2 separate regions of the Mus musculus genome follow, and region 1 is linked to region 2. A link is a loop called in an ENCODE intact Hi-C map of the cell type or tissue named here. Cell type or tissue: left cerebral cortex. All regions are shown on one strand. Links, peaks and the distances in the headings refer to the core of each region. The heading gives the core; the rest is flanking DNA.

What was found. A loop is a pair of places that touch in the nucleus more often than their neighbours do. Peaks named below come from ENCODE experiments on the same cell type or tissue, not always from the same donor. Only the 100,000 strongest peaks of a DNase experiment are listed, where the experiment ranks them.
Region 1: a loop joins it to region 2, with 2.5 times the contacts of the local background. A loop is called at or near these places in 2 of 42 quality-filtered maps.

Annotation. Positions count from the first base shown.
Region 1 is chr11:48,836,065-48,838,963 of GRCm38, forward strand. Trim7 (tripartite motif-containing 7) reads left to right here and starts at 1,407. Exons shown (of 7, transcript NM_001347446.1): 1 at 1,407-1,981; 2 at 2,773-2,868. The coding sequence starts at 1,463. In left cerebral cortex, for the core only: a CTCF peak has its summit at 1,538; DNase peaks (open chromatin) are centred at 1,540, 1,904, 2,183 and 2,547; H3K4me3 peaks cover 1,647 bases; H3K27ac peaks cover 1,091 bases.
Region 2 is chr11:49,710,913-49,713,811 of GRCm38, forward strand. It overlaps Cnot6 (CCR4-NOT transcription complex, subunit 6), which reads right to left and starts at 1,810. Exons shown (of 12, transcript NM_212484.2): 1 at 1,442-1,810. It overlaps Gm36411 (a long non-coding RNA gene), which reads left to right and starts at 2,560. Exons shown (of 4, transcript XR_879826.3): 1 at 2,560-2,899. In left cerebral cortex, for the core only: a CTCF peak has its summit at 1,420; DNase peaks (open chromatin) are centred at 1,302 and 1,900; H3K4me3 peaks cover 2,399 bases; H3K27ac peaks cover 1,192 bases.

The DNA of each region.
Region 1 (2,899 bases), core at 129-2,628, 870 kb before region 2:
CATATAACCCAAGCTGACCATGGGGGATGGGATGGCTATGACAAGGGATGACCTTGAACTCCTGACCCCGTGCCCTTTAACGCTGTGATTTACAGGTCTGTGCCACCAGGCCCAGCAAATAACACATCACCGAAGGTCCTCGATGTCATGACTCTGAGTTCTTGGTGAACCAGAAGAGCCTTAGCTCACCATCAGTTGTCCTGTGCCTGAAACCGGTGGCCATTCTTTAGTCCAGGGATTCACTTGTTTCTTCAACTGACCTAATAATGTTCCTTATCTTCAAAATAATTGTAGGTGAGTTTGCAGAAAATTTAAAACGTCCCATGGTGGAAGAGGAGAGTCAAGCAAGAGCCTTGAGGTTATTATGAAGACTTCAACTTCTTTCCTGGGAGTTAGCAGCCACTCACTGGTGGGGTTTGAGCAGAGGGCTCTGATGGATACTGTGGAGACATGGGCTCTGAAAGGGTTCTCTAAAGTTAAAAAAATTTTTTAAAAATGGAAGCGATTGTAGAGTGTGGTGACTGAGGCCGGGGGATTGAACCAGGGCAAGGAGCCGAGTGGGGGACTCTAGAACCCAAGAAGAAAGTAGGAGGTCATAGACCGGAGAGAAATGGAGGTGGTAGCATCCCGAGTGGCGAGGAGAAAATGCTGTGAGGAAGGACAGACACACCAGAGAGGTGAGGTTTGCAACTCTCGGTTAGAATTGGGCGAGTGGATAGAGACATTGACAAGAGAGGTTTTGAGAGAGGCAGAGAAAGAAGCTTGACCCAAGTGGCCTCCAGAATGAAAGGATAGAAAAACTACTCCAAAAACAAAAACAAAACGGTCCCTGGAACCCAGCTGTATACCAGCTGGGGAGAGACAGAGGGATTTGGGGTAGGTGTGGATTCTGAATGAAATGAGGGTAAATGGCTGTATTACTTGTTCAAAATTAAAGGGATAACTGTAAGAGATGATGTAGTTACAAAAGTGGACAAAAGGCCACGCTTGGGATGAGGAGGTAGAGCCAAATTCCAGACCCTAAGTTTAGCTCAGCGCAGTGCCAGGATGAGTCGGTATGCGGGGAACCAGACACCTTGTCCCGGGAGCCAGGCCTTTGCCCCTGTAGGGCAGGGTCAGCCTAGGTCAGCTACTGGGAGTGGAGCCCAGCTGGCCTTGCGCGCTCACCTGTCCCCGACAGTTCCCTACTGCTGACTGGGCCATACTGGGCGGCCTAGAAAGGCGGTGGAAGGGGGGTCGACAAAAGGGAGATCGGGGCTAGGGTGGTGGCTTTGGGAACCCAGAGAAAGGGCAGCACCTGCCTCCATTCTCAGCTGGGTGCACCCTCGGCTCACGTCTCAGCTTGCCCGCTGCCGGCCCCGCCCCTCCTCGCCCAGTGGGTACTCGGAGCTCAGCCCAGCTTGGACAGTAGCATCCAGGGACCTCCCCAAAGCCACAAGACTCGAATGTACTAAGGACACGGATGGCGACTGTGGGGCCGCGGACCGGGCCGAACGCAGGAGCCGAGGCGCTGGCCCTAGCGGCAGAGCTCCAAGGCGAGGCGACGTGCTCCATCTGCCTAGAGTTTTTCCGGGAGCCGGTGTCAGTCGAATGCGGCCACAGCTTCTGCCGAGCCTGTATTATGCGCTGCTGGGAGCGTCCCGGAGCTGGGACCGGCACGGCGACCCGCACGCTGCCCTGCCCACTGCCCTGTCCTCAGTGCCGCGAGCCCGCGCGCCCCAGCCAGCTGCGACCCAATCGACAGCTGGCCGCGGTGGCCTCGCTCCTTCGGCGCTTCAGCCTGCCCCCCACCGCCCCCGGGGAGCGCGGGACTCCAGCGGTGCCTGCCCGGGCGGCGGCTGCGCGGTGCTCCCAACACGGAGAGCAACTTAAGCTCTACTGCCAAGACGACGGCCGCGCCATTTGCGTGGTGTGCGACCGCGCCCGCGAGCACCGTTCGCACGCCGTGCTGCCGCTGGAGGAGGCGGTGCAGGAGGCCAAGGTGGGTGCAGGATGTCCCGGAGCCCTGGCTCTGCTCCAGCCCTCCCAGCTCTCCTTGCGGACTGCAGGCAGGGTCCTACAGAAAAGCCCCGGTCTCCTTTTTCTCTTTCTAAAACTGTTTTCCCCTCATCTCTTCTCGTCCCTCAGAGCCCGATGCCTGGAGGCCTGGAAGATGGCCCCAGGGACTTGAAATCTTGTCTGTCCCCAACCGCTAATGTAACTCTGCCCAGGAGAAATTCTGTTTGTCACGCCCACATATCCACTGCCACACTCCTACTGCGTTCCCAGGGGCGTGGCACTACACAAAGTACCAAGTTCAAAGAGGAAGAACACAGAATAGCGTCCTGGGTTAGGTGGTCTGTCTGAAGGGCTGTGAAGCCCATTGGTTCTGGGCATCTTCCCTTTTAGTCTGTCCCTCGATAGGCTGCGGCACAAGAGGCGTGTGCAGCTCCCAGTCTCTGCTGCCCTGTTGTGCTCCAGCCTTCCTACAGGATGAGAGGAGAGCTGAAGATAAGATAGACCGAACCAAGGTGGGAGTCTCGATTCTCACCGCAGACCACGTGATTGATGCCCTTGAGGAAGTGAGACTCCCGGACCTTTGGAGTTCCCCTGCATTTGTTCTGCACCAATAGGCTTAGTCTGCAAGTCTCTGTTCACCCCATAGCCAGAGATGGTATCTATCCAGTCTCCTGCTCCTGAGAGCAGAATCTTGGCTTTCTCCTGGATGGTTCTAGGAAAGTACACGAGAGGGTATCCAGAATTTTCTGACCACGTGTCTTCCTTCTACCACAGGAGTTGCTGGATTCCAGGCTGAGGGCCTTGAAGAAGGTACTGGAAGACTATGAAGCGTTCCGGTCAACAGAGGAGAGGGAGAGCAAGGAGCTTCTAGTGAGTCCAAGTGTGAGAAGCATAGGGTTGT
Region 2 (2,899 bases), core at 85-2,584:
AGCCTGAAATTTCCCAGCAACCATAATACATCTCAACTTATACAAGGATTCTCTTTCAAGAATATTCCAGTCACACTAGAAAATGTCTGCCACATACATTTTTGTCCACGTTAGCAAGCACCTGTGCACCTGTGAAATGGCTACCTGACCTACTTTAATATCTACCTGATAAAAATACCCGCTTCCTTCTCCAAACCCCAAATACTTAACAACTATATCACCCTTAACGTCTGCTTTATGACTACCCTCCTAACTCTAACATCCTGATCCAGTCTCTTCATTCTAGGCTTGGTTCCTCAGAGCCAGGTCAGAGAATTTGACTAGACCACTGGCTCCACGTAATTTTAATTCTAAAATGTATTCTTCAAAGCGCCAACTTCAAAAGACTGGCAGCAATTACAAAAAGCAAAATACGCCTTCACAATCTTTTGACCAGCCTACAGAACGGTTGCGGGATGGTGAAAATTTCTAGTGTGGGAAAGACAGTGCTATTACACACCGAATTGTTTTTTCATTTATTCTCCAAAGTTAAAATTCCAAGCAGAGGCAGAGAAGAATTTAGACCTAGTAGTCAATCAGGCAATCTACCTGTAAAACAGGTTTACCTGTACTCAAATTCTAGCAGATTATTTAAACACAGTAACAAGATGGCCTGTGCACAATGTTGTCACTTGCAGAAACAGTTAAAAGTAAAGAATTACAGTTGCTTATGAGCAGTCTCTGAAGACCGTTGTCAGGGTAGAAAGAGTCAAGGCGGGGGGGGGGGGGGGGGGGAAGGGGGGGTCACCAAAGTAAATAACCACTGTCTTTGAAACTAGGTTAAACTAGGGAAATTTTCTTCCAGAAATTAGTACTTGAGTCCTGAGTCCAATAATCTCTTCAGCTGATAATCACTTCTTTGGCCACGTAATCCGCCCCGCCCCTACCAATATCTGCGTTAAACGGACTTTAAAATACTTTAGGAGAAAAAGGGTGAGCATTAAGTCAATCCACGGAGTGCCAAGTTCCACGCCGCACAGTGCACACCCCCCCCCCCCCAGCACAGCCACTTCTCCAAAGTTGCCACCGGTTTGTCCCTAGTCCCGGCACCCCAGCTCCTCTCTTGAGGTGCGTGACCGGCCGGAGGCGGGGGTCCGAGAAGCCAGGGTTCACGCCACCGCCCTCTGTACGCCACCGCACTGCCGTCAATCAACACTCCCACCCCCCACCCCCAACCCAGGCCGAGCCCCGGGACTCCGCGCGGGGGGCGCGGCCAGGGGACCGACGGGATGGCGATCGCTGTGTGTGAAGGAGGGGGACGGACAGACGTCACTCCGAGAACTCCTAAGTTGTGCGCGAGTGCGCGCTCGGGGTCCCCGCCGGGGCGCGACCCCTGGGGGGGGATGGGGGAGCGCAGGCAGCAGAGCCTCGGCGGGACGTCGCTCGGGCCCGTCGCGCTCACCTCTCGAGCTGCGCCGCCTTCCTCCGCCGCTGCCGCCGCCTCCTCCCGATGAGTGCAGCGGGGTCTGCCCTGTGGAACCACCATACCAGTCCCGCCCGCTGCTGCAGCGCCTCCGCCGCCGCTCTTTGTTCCCCCTCCTCGGCCGCCGCTCCTCAGCCGCCCGCCTCGGCCGCCCCGGACCCCACGAGCCGCCGCTACGCTCTGCCGCCCTCTCGGACCCCGGCCTCGCCCTCCTCGCCGCGCCGGCCGCCGCCTTCGCCTCCGCGCCGTCGACGCCGCCGCCACCGACGCCGACGCCTCCTCTTCCGCGCCCCCCTCGTTTTCATTGAAAGCAAACAAGCATCATGGCGGCGGCCGCCGTCCCCCTCCCACCCCAGCCAGCGAACGCCCCGCTCACCGCCGCCTCTCCAACATCCCGGCTTCTCATTGGCTGACGCTGCTGGGCGCGACTATCCCGCGTCGTGCGGGGGTGGACTCTTGGCAGCCCGACGCTTTAGCCCCGTCCGCGTTCCCCCCGGTCTCGGAGCAGTGAGCCGGCCCGGCGCGCTCCTGCCCGCCCTCCCAGCCTCTCTTCCCGCTCTCTCTGCGCCTTTCCTTCTCCGCGCCTTCTGTCTCCTCCTCTCCTAAAGCTGTTTCTCCGCGGTTTAGTTGCTCTTTTTCTTTCTCGTCCACTTTTATCTCCACTTTACCCTTGATTTTTTTTTCCTCCTCTTGATTCATTTTGCTTTTTCCTTGGCCTGTCAATCACTTGGGAGCACAGATTAAATTCTCAGACGTTTAACCCTATCCAGTGTCTTGATCTTCCGAGAAAGAAAACTTACACTCTTCAATAGTCAACTAATTGTTCCTGCCCTAACTATGCAGGAAAAAAATAATTAATAGGCAGGGTTTGTTTGTTTTTTAAATTATGGGGTCCTAATTTAAGTAACGAACTATAGCTGCATTCGAGGGCTAACATAGTCTACTCAGGACATGTGGTTTCAGGTAAACCGGAAAAGGAATGGGCTGATTAATGATACTTACATCAGGAAAAAGTACTTGGCTGGTATTCAGGACACAGGGATTAATCAAGCTCCACCTTGTCGAGTCAGCGTCATGGTGTACGGGCAAGAGTAACGCCCAACAGGCTTCAAATACACTGGCGATATAGACTGACAGGAATTGTGTGAAGGAAAATAGCTACCCCGACCTCCGTGGCAGATCAGCCCAGAACTGAGCGTGAAATGGCTTCCAGGAACTAACAAGAAAAAAAAAAATGCCTCTCAAGGAAGCCCATCTTTCGTTCCAGGATGTGGGACTTGCATGGCTGTTGCCTAAGGCAGAAGAGAACTAGGCGAGCAAAGCAGCGAGGGACAAAAGCCTTTCCAAGAACCAGATGTTCTGTTCAAGGCAGTTTGTGTTTGCCTGGCCCCAGCATTGCCTTGAGATCATCATTGCCTGCTATTTGCCAGGATAGCA